Regions from separate parts of the Homo sapiens genome. Here region 2 is linked to region 1. The links are chromatin loops, found by intact Hi-C in ENCODE. Cell type or tissue: dorsolateral prefrontal cortex. All regions are shown on one strand.

What was found. Hi-C counts contacts between places; a loop is a spot of excess contacts. Peaks named below come from ENCODE experiments on the same cell type or tissue, not always from the same donor. Only the 100,000 strongest peaks of a DNase experiment are listed, where the experiment ranks them.
Region 2: it touches region 1 in a loop (6-fold over the local background); 93 of 110 quality-filtered maps call a loop at or near these places.

What each region holds. Positions count from the first base shown.
Region 1 is chr7:135,278,696-135,283,695 of GRCh38, reverse strand. All of the region lies in intron 3 of LOC107984123 (a long non-coding RNA gene), which reads left to right. It also overlaps the pseudogene SLC23A4P. Among named protein-coding and RNA genes, the nearest start is that of STRA8, 47 kb to the right of the region's middle. In dorsolateral prefrontal cortex, a CTCF peak has its summit at 2,035 (motif pointing left); a DNase peak (open chromatin) is centred at 2,015; H3K4me3 peaks cover 740 bases.
Region 2 is chr7:135,643,152-135,648,151 of GRCh38, reverse strand. It overlaps NUP205 (nucleoporin 205), which reads right to left. Exons shown (of 43, transcript NM_015135.3): 39 at 4,794-4,960; 40 at 3,134-3,257; 41 at 2,556-2,684; 42 at 1,921-1,994. Among named protein-coding and RNA genes, the nearest start is that of STMP1, 17 kb to the left of the region's middle. In dorsolateral prefrontal cortex, CTCF peaks have their summits at 2,434 and 2,640 (motif pointing right); a DNase peak (open chromatin) is centred at 2,634; H3K27ac peaks cover 611 bases.

The DNA of each region.
Region 1 (5,000 bases):
TTGAATTCAAAGATTTGTACAATGGGGCCCAAGTCTCTGTTGCTGGATTTAGATTATACTGTGAGGTTTGGCTGCCCTAGGGGATGGGGACTAAATCACTTGCTTGTGGATATTATGTATCTTTCCTGGGTAATTGTCTTTTTTTTTCCTGAATATGACTATTTCCCTGTAATCAACACATTTTGTTTATCAGGCCGTTCCTCATTAGAATGTCTTTCTGACATCACTCAAGACATGATTGACATCTCTGATTTACACTTATTTGCTTATTCATTAGTGGTCTAACCCCAAACAATGCCCAGTGGTGGACTGCTTGGTAATGGTCTTTCAAAGGCAGAGTGGTTGAGTAGCTGCCTTGGGCCACATCTGCACCAAAAGCCCCATGGCAGTGCTGGACACCTGTCTTTTGCAGGGTCAGTCCTCATTCAGCGTAGACTCCATCACCAACACTTCCCATAGCTCAGGAGCACTGTGCCTGTGAGGATGCAATAGACCAATCTGAGCCCTAACTTGTGAATTTCAGCTAGAACCTTCTGTTACTCTTCTCTACTTTCAACGACAGCCTTTTTGCATGTGCCTGTACTCTGACATATAGTCCAAAAGTACAGCCAGATGTAAGTAGACTCAATTGCCTCATCAAATTCCTGTCCTTCCTTTTTATCTCAGGGTGGACCCAGAGTTAACAAGGCATTTCAAGCTTTAAAGAACTGTTCCATGTAGCTCTAGACCAAGATATACCTAAGGCCTTCACCCGTCAAGCTGGTGGGGCCTGGAGTTTTGCCAGGTCGGTTGTCCAATCTCAGAGCGGTATGTGCTGCACTACCTTTTCCAAATCAAGAAGTTCTTCAGCGAAGTCTATTCATATCGTATCATCAATAGAATGAATCACAGCACACATGCAGTTTGTGGGTTTGTGGGGTTTCCTGTTTTTGTTGCTTTTTGCTGTCCCCCGGGGAGCCTATACTTGGCTTTGGTAAATCCAAATTAAAACTGGGCATCTGCTCTGCTAGATTCCAGGGCAGGGTTTCCCTACACTCAGCCCCGCTGAGAACTACGATTCCTTATGTAAGAATCTGTTGCCTTCCTACTTCCCAAGAAATAAGATCTGACAAGTTAATTCGTCTTTACTCCTAGTTAAGCCCTTCTGCTGCTCAAATCCTTCCTGTATTTTAATGCAATGTCTGCCTCTATCACTGCAATGGAACAACTGAAAAAACTTCAGTATGGCTGGGTGTGTTGGCTCATGCCTATAATTCCAGCACTTTGGGAGGCTGAGGCGGGCAGATCACCTGAGGTCAGCAGTTTGAGATCAGTCTGGCCAACATGATGAAACCCCATCTATATGAAAAATACAAAAATTAGCCGGGTGTGATGGTGCACGCCTGTAGTCCCAGCTACTCGGGAGGCTGAGACACGAGAATCTCTGGAACCTGAGAGGCAAAGGTTGCAGTGAGACGAGATTGTGCCATTGCCGTCCAGCCTGGGCAACAGAGCAAGACTCTGTCTAAAAATGCAAAAACAGAAAACTTCAGTGCATTTAGAAGCAGTTGCCTTGTGTTTTGAGGACGGTGGACAACAGTTATGGAAAGGAATGTTCCTGGGGGCCTGAACAGTATCAGTAGTGAGAGTGGATGTTTAGGGATTTGGGTCATGCCCTGCCAGCACTGAGGACTAGATTCCAAGTGACAGAGGCATTCTTATTTTCTTTAATACATTTGCTGTTTACTTTTGTGCTTGTGATATGTAGAATCCTCTAAAGCAGTTTGCAAAATATGGCTCTTGGACCAAATCCAGCCTGTGACCTCTTTTCCTTTAATGGCCCATGAACTAAGAATGCTTTTAAAGGTTGTTTTACAAAAAGATCGTGCATCAGAAACTACATGTGGCCTACAAATTCTAAAATATTTACTATCTGGCCTTTTACGGAAAAAGTTTGCCAATCGTTGCTCTGAAACAGAGGGCCCAGGTCTAAGGGAGCCATCTTCACCCACACTGCCCCCAAGTGTCCAACACAGTGTGTCACAAACCTGGGGTCTTAGCTGTGGTATTTTAGCTCCCTCTGCTGGGCCAATGTTTTTCACCAGTGCTGTAAACACGAGAAAGTTCTTGCTAATTGCAACTTCATCTTATTAATTGATGATTGATTGGTTTTATTCACCGAGTCAGCCTATTGGAAGGGAAGATAGATTCCTCATGTTTCACTAAGTTATACTGATCCACACACATCTCAAGGTTTGAAACCACTGACGGTCAGCCGACCAATTATACAGCACAATACTAGCCACAGATGAAAGTGACAGCAATATGGAACCAACAGGATTATCATTACTCATTGGGATGCAAGAAGTAGTGGAGAGGGAAAAGTGAAAGATGATTCTGTTTTGCGGGAATGGTGGTTGCAGAAAAAGTAGAAAACCGTGGGAAGAAACGGCAAATTCAGTTTTCAACACCTTAGACCAATTTAAACGTCATCCTCCAGTATCATGGTAGTTTGAGCTAACATAGAACCCACAAACATTACCAACACCTGAAAATGCTGGATGAACGGTTATTAAATCCAGAATCAAGTTCAAAACCAAGGAGGAAAACCTTACTTTCTAGAAACAAAGATGGGAATTATAGCCAGGATCATGTGGCTTATGATGGTTAGGTAAAGAATCAGACCCAGATATAGGACCGAAGGCTAGGAGCTTGGGTTGTAATGATCAACTGGGATCTGGAAGAGCACCCACTTCAGTGAGCGTGGGAAATAATAACGCTACCATTCCAGGGAATAAACAAGGAAACTTTTATTCTTCCTAGAGGTCTGTGGGAAGTGTTAGAATATGGAGTTGCATGAAAAATAAGGACTCCAACTCTACAACACGTGAACACATATGGGTGTGGTGGAAAGATTTGCAAGCTCAGAAATTAAAGCTAAAACTGGTCCTGCCAATAAAATACCTGTGGTTCTCACAGAAGAAAATGTACAATTATTCTTTAGGGATATTTCCACATTCTAAAGCACGTAAGACACAGGGAAGAAAAAGAATGCCCCTGAAGAAGAGTTCACAGACATAAATTTTGTCATTTCACACCAGGTAATAATGTATTATGAGAGAGAATCAGTAGAATCCAGAGCTAATAGAACAATTTAAAAGATAATAGTAAATCAATATGTTTAAAATAATTAAAGAGACTCAAGAAGCAATAGAAACCATAATCTAGAAGATAAAATGAAACAAGAACAAGGAAATTTGAACATAGAACCAAATAGAAGTTTAGTAATAAAAACAAATAAAGTCACTGCAATTAAAAAATGCATTTAATGAGTTAAACAGCATTTAGACACAGCTAAAGAGATATTCATGAATTGAAAGATTATCTAAGGAAATAATCCAGAATGCAGCACTGAGAGATAAAAAGATGGGAAATGTGAAATAGAGGATGAGAAATATGAAACAGAAGTTAAGAAATGTGAAGCTAGACTGAGAAGTCCAGCATGTTTCTAACAGGAATTCCTGAAAGTGATAATGAGAAAATGGAAAAGTGATAGTATTAGAAGTGATATAATGGCTAATACTATTTTGGAACAGATAAATATGAATATTCAGATTTTAAAAGCACATGTAGTCCCAAGTGTAATAAACAATTAAGTCTACAATTAGATATATCATAATGAAACTGCAATACAAATACAAAGAGAAAAATCTTAAAAGTAATAAGACAGAAAAAAATGCCTACAAAAGAATAGCAATTGGACAGTTAGCAGCCTTCTCACTAGCAACGGTAGAGGCTGGAAGACAATGGAATATTTTCAAAATGCTAAGAGAAAATATTATCATCCTAGAATTCTATCCCACTGTAGAACCCCACATCAGGCAACACTGATAGCAAAATAAAGACATTTTCAGGTAAACGAAGACTAAGAGTTTATCAGTCACAGACCCTTATTAAAATAATTATTAAAAGCTAAACTTCAGGAAAAAGGAAATGGAATCTCGAATGAAAGAGTGGTGGAAAAGAAGCTATAAGTGAGCAGAGGAACATATGGGTAGAAAACATAGGTGGGTTAGTCAGCTTGGGCTGCCACAACAAAATACTATAGCTGGGTGCAGTGCCTGTATATGTCTGTAGTCCCAGCTACTTCATAGGCTAAGGCCAGAAGATTGCTTGAGTCCAGGAGTTCGAGACCAGCCTGGGCAACATAGTGAGACCCTGTCTTTACAAAACAAAAACAAAAACCAACCATAGACTGGGTGGCTTGAACAACTGAAATTTATTTTTTCACAGTACTGGAGGCTGGAAGTCTGAGATCTGGATGCCAGCATGGTCAGCTTCTGAGGGGTGCTCCTTTCCTGGCTTGCAGATGGCCACCTTCTAGCTGTGTCCTCACAAAGACTTTCCTTGGTACATGCAGAGAGAGAGAGGAGAGAAGACAGAGAAAAATCTCTTCTCTTTATAAGGGTACTAAGCCCATCAAAGGGGCTTTTCCCTTATGTATTAGTCTGTTTTCATGCTGCTGATAAAGACATACCCAAGACTGGGTAATTTATCAAGAAAAAGAAGTTTAATGGACCAAACAGTTCCAGGTGGCTGGGGAAGCCTCACAATCATGGCGGAAGGTGAACGGCACGTCTTACATGGCAGCAGGCAAGAGAGAATGAGAGCTAAGTGAAAGGGGAAACCCCTTATAAAATCATCAGCTCTTGTGAGACTTATTTACTACCATGAGAACAGTATGGGGGAAACCACCCCCATGATTCGGTTCTCCCACTAGGTCCCTCCCACAACATGTGAGAATTATAGAAGCTATAATTCAAGATGAGATTTGGGTGGGGACACAGCCAAACCATATCACTTTATGACCTCATCTAAACCTAGTTTCTTCCCAAAGGCTCCATCTTCAAACACCATCATATGAATTTTGAGGGAACACAAACGTTTACTTCACAGTACTAGGTAAATCCAAATAAGCACTAATTGTAGGAAAATATAATAAAAACAATAATGAGCAATGG
Region 2 (5,000 bases), 360 kb before region 1:
AATGAATGTTGATGCTGATGCTGATATACTAACATACACACAAAAACATTTCCTGAAGGGCCATACAAGAAGTCAGTAAGACTGGCGGGGGAGGGAGGGAAGGAGAATGCAGGGAAGGAAGGGAGGGAGGGAGGACAGGAGGGTAGGTGGGAAAGAAGCTTTTACTTTTTACTTCATTTTGCAATTTTTAAAAACCCACTTGCATGCTTTTGTTTTCAAAAAATATTAATGTGGGGATACACCTGTTATATGCTTTAGAATTCATATATATTCTAGAATGCATATGTAGTTTCAGATGGATCTTTTTGATGTTATACTAAAAGACTAAAATTAAGTACAATATTAGATCAATCTACCTGTTTTCAGTTTTGCATTAAAATCACAACACAGAGTGTGAGATTATTTATTAATCCTGCATTTTTTTCTAGCTTTTTCACAAAGCAGTCTAAATGAAATAGTAACAGTTATTACTTCAAAATATATTTATTTTTGTTGTCCTAGCTACTCAGGATGCTGAGGCGGGAGAATCACTTGAGCCCAGGGGGTTGAGGCTGCAGTGAACTGTGGTCACACCACTGCATGCCAGCCTGGGTAATGGAGTGAGACCTTGTCTCTCAGACAAAACAAACAAACAAACAAACTTCTGAATAATCTTCTTTGGCTAATTTTGCACATGGCCTCAATTAACACTAGTTCTCCTAAACAAGCCTAGCCACAAAACGAATTCCTTTTATAAAGTCACTAAGGGGCGAATGTAGTCTGGATTGGGATGGGAGCGTGGTATTCATGATATCCAGCAAGCTGTGCTTTGGAGGCTGCTGTAACTGCACCTTTCATTCCCAACCTTGTTTTAAGAAAAATAGCAAAAAGAGGGATTTGGGAGGAGCAGAGGCTTTATCAAATCATGGCTAAGGACATTCAGATGGCTAGCAGAGGATCTAGCTGTAATTCATTTTCCCTAACATCACACACCCTGATACCTGCTTTGTTAGAAACATAACTTTGCTATTAGTTTAATATGAGGTTTTCATTGTAATTGTTTTTGGCATACTCTTCATTCATTCTAACACTACTGATCAACAGGTTAGTAAGAGCACAGTGTTGTGTACTATGGTCTATGACGGCGGGATTTGTATTGGCTGCTCTCAATCTCACCATTAAATTATTTCCTGAAAAATAAGTGCTGAGTGATACTTTGTACCTAAAAAGTTCTACAAAGCTAATCAAAAGACATCAGGAGTTTCCAGATCATAATGCCTACCAATCACGGAATGCTTACCATGTTCTAGGTACAACACTAGCAGCCTCACATACATGAAACCTCACTTAATTCTGACAAAACCCTCTGAGGTTGAATCCTCCTATTTCTTAGATGAAGCAATTGAGGCTCGGAAGTTAAGTAAGTTGTTCAAAGTCATATAGCTGTTAAAATGGTCAAGCTAGAGTTCAAACCAGGTGTCTGTAAGCAACCCTGAAAATCATAATCTTATTAACATACCAGGCTTTCCTTTTTACTTACTTACTTACATTCATTCATTTATTTATTTATTTATTGGAGACAAGGTCTTGCTTCACTCTTTCATTCATTTATTGGAGACAAGGTCTTGCTCTGTTGCCCAGGCTGGAGTGCAGTGGTGCAATCACAGCTCACTGCAGCCTCAGTCTCCCAGGCTCAGGTGATTCTCCCACCTCAGCCTCCCAGGTAGCTGTGACTACAGGTGCATGCCACCACAGTATGCCAATTTTTTTTTTTAAGAGACGGGGTCTCACTATGTTGCCCAGACTGCTCTCAAACTCCTGGGCTCAAGCAATCCTCCCGTCTCGGCCTCCCAAAATGCTGGGATTACAGATGTGTACCATCACACCCAGCCCTTTTACTTTAATGAAGAAAAATAAAAGAATATGAGAATAGAACCTTACCTGGTCTAAATCATGTTGGCTCACTATAGCCAGCCCACTTCTAAAATCTAGATTGGTTTCTGAGGCGAAGGAATCTAGAGATAAAAAAACAGAGTCATACCGGCTGTGCAAGTACCTATCTACCACACAGTGGAGGAACCTGATGACAATGAATAATAACAATAGCACCATGAAAAACACGGCTCAAGATTGGGAACTCAATTTTCAACTTTTAGCAAATGGAAGCCCCTAGAAAGCATTTCACTGGTCCAGACCAGGGTTCTCAGCTTTTCTCTATTTCCTTCCACCTAAGGGATCCAATATATGGCCATCAGTCACAGAGGCCCACTCCAGCAATAAGAATCAGCATAATAGCAGACCTCCTCCATTCTTCTAGAGCTGGATCAGCCCCCTAACTGCAGCAAGAAGCTAAGGAACAGCTGATGAGCAGGCTCTAGAATATTCTTATGCTCAGCACAATGTCCCGTGAACAGAAAGTAAAATGCAAGAAATAGCTACGTCTAGTGACTAAACAGCTCTTGATTCACCCAATTCACTCTAAGTAATCTGGAAACAAAAATAAAAAAAAACTGGTACTAGCTTTTCAAGGCACAAATAGGTATTTATGGTTCATTAATTTTTAGCAGAAAGTTTACCTTGCAGTCTTCTGCTTTTAAACAAGGTTCTCGAGGCAAATAAGGAATCTTGAGAATCCGTGGGCATGCAATGTAACAAGTAGTACTCCAGATGGCGCCAAAGAATAAATAGGCAGGTCTCTATGATAACTATACCAGAGCTCAGATTAAAGGAACATAATCTCATCAAATATGTTTTACACACCAGTTTCGGAGGAGAAGAAAAAAGGACAGACTGCACTCACTTAATGAGGTACCCACAGCCTCAGTCTAACAGACAGGGTCTCACTGAAGGCTCCTCAAGAGGAAGCAGCAAGGTGTGCTGAGGAAAGAGGTGGGGACCTTGGGGTCCTGTGCCAGCAGTCTCATGTCCCTACCTTCTTCCCTAACAGAAAGTGCCCATGTATTTTATCAGTATTACCAGCTACTCTAAAAGATAAGAACAAAAACTATGATTTGGAAATACATTAGGCATTTACTGGGAAAAAATTAAGTTTATCTCCTTCCACCTGGTTTTGGTGCCCAAATAATATGAGAATAAGTGAACAGTTCCTATATTTCAAGGTCATCATTCAAGTGCATGATTTCATAAAGGATACAAGAACAAAGGGAAAGCAGTTTAGCTCGATTGTTGATCACCTTCACCAAGCGCCGTCTTGCTAGAACATATTTCTGAGCAGTGGAGATTTTATCAACACCAGCAGGCATCACAGACTGACACAACTAGAAGAAACAAATGTGGTATTAGAATGACATCAACTGGAATGAAATTTTTAATGAAAAACTACTATCAGCAGGTCACCATGATAAATGCTATGAAAAACACTCAAATTTAAACATCCTTGCAGATAAGAGTTTTTATCTAAGAAGCTAGCAATTTTTAAAAATTACAGCCAAAGAAGCAAATTCACAAATGAACATTTATCTGCTGCCTTTTGAAAAAGTCTGTCCCTGAAACACAGTCAGGGTTGCTGATGAAACCCTGAATTTCCTGTCACATTAAAACAAACCAAGACAAAATGATAGGTTTTTCAAACAGTAGCTATAACAATCCCATGGAGAATTTCTAACAGTTGTCAGGTATCTTCTGCAAAAAATACAAGGTAGACACCTAGAGCATAACTAAAATCTGATCATCAACCAAAGCTCCCATGACCACTTCTCAATGTGGCACACACACAAGCACAGTTGTTCCAGCTAATGTTCTGATGCTGGGTTCCACAGAAGGCGTACTGAAGTGAGGCTGATGGAAGGCCACGCGCTTCATGATGATGATGCAATTCCTCTTACAAGTACAAACATCACTGATTAGCTACACATTAGAGGAAGGACTGCCAGGCATGAACCCAAAATTTCAGGGGTTACCTAAACCCAGTCATTGACTCCTGCCTCACCCTGTTCCTGCCAGCTACATGCCTTTGGGTAAGTTATGCAAGTCTTCTGTGCCTCAGTTTCCTCACATGAGAAATGAGAATAGAAACAATATCTGCCCGGGTGTTAGGTAGAACATGTAGTTCAGGGCCTGGCATGTTGTAGACACTCAATAAATGTCCCCTGAGTTTACCAGAAAAGTGGCAAGAGGGAGTAGGCATGGACTACTCATAAGAGTAACATGGAAGTTTTTAGAAAACTTGGTGCAAACCAGGAATGACAAAGTGGCTCAACATTCAGGCTGCGACAGGACACCAGGAAGCTTCAGCACTGCCTTAGGAACTGGCCAAGAGATGCCTTACATTCAGCTGTGCCAAATGGAAAAGGCAGCAAGCTACTTAGTAGCAATCCTGGTAATGCAGCATCTTTAGTTATTAATACTGTAAGTAGAGGGAATGCTTCTGGGTCACTGAGGGAAGGCAGTCAAGTCTCATATGCTATCCCATTTGTTTGAAAGATTTGCTAAACAGATATTGAAGATGCTGAAGGCACAGAGACATTTACCCAAGTTCTATTAAAAAAAAAATCTGTAACAGAAGCCTTTCTCAGAACAGATTTTAGAGTATAAATGACCCAAAACTCTTCATTCAAAGGCCAGCTGCCTTTCTATTTTCTTGAACAGGTGCTACACTTCACTGTTTTTCAGTCAAGAGTTTCTATGCTTATAAGGCTGGTGCTACGGCGAAGGAGTCTTCTTCAAATCACACAGAAGAATCATTCCAATTCCTTCAGTCATACTGTATACGTTGTCTTTACTCAGTCTGAGTACCCTGGCCTAGTAACAGCAATGATTTCTCAAGTCCCCCCAGCTCATTATAAGATTCGTACCTCTTTTATCTCATCTGGGGGAAGCTGCTCTACATTTTGTAGCTTGCTGACACTCTGTCGATGACTGTCATAATAGCTGAAGAAATCATTAGCACTCTGTTTCAGCAGGTAGATGATAATGCCTAAACCAGGCAGGCGCCAGTATGGAACCACTGGAGCTTGGGTATCTAATAGAGGTGATGACATAAAACAATGTTCCACTTATAA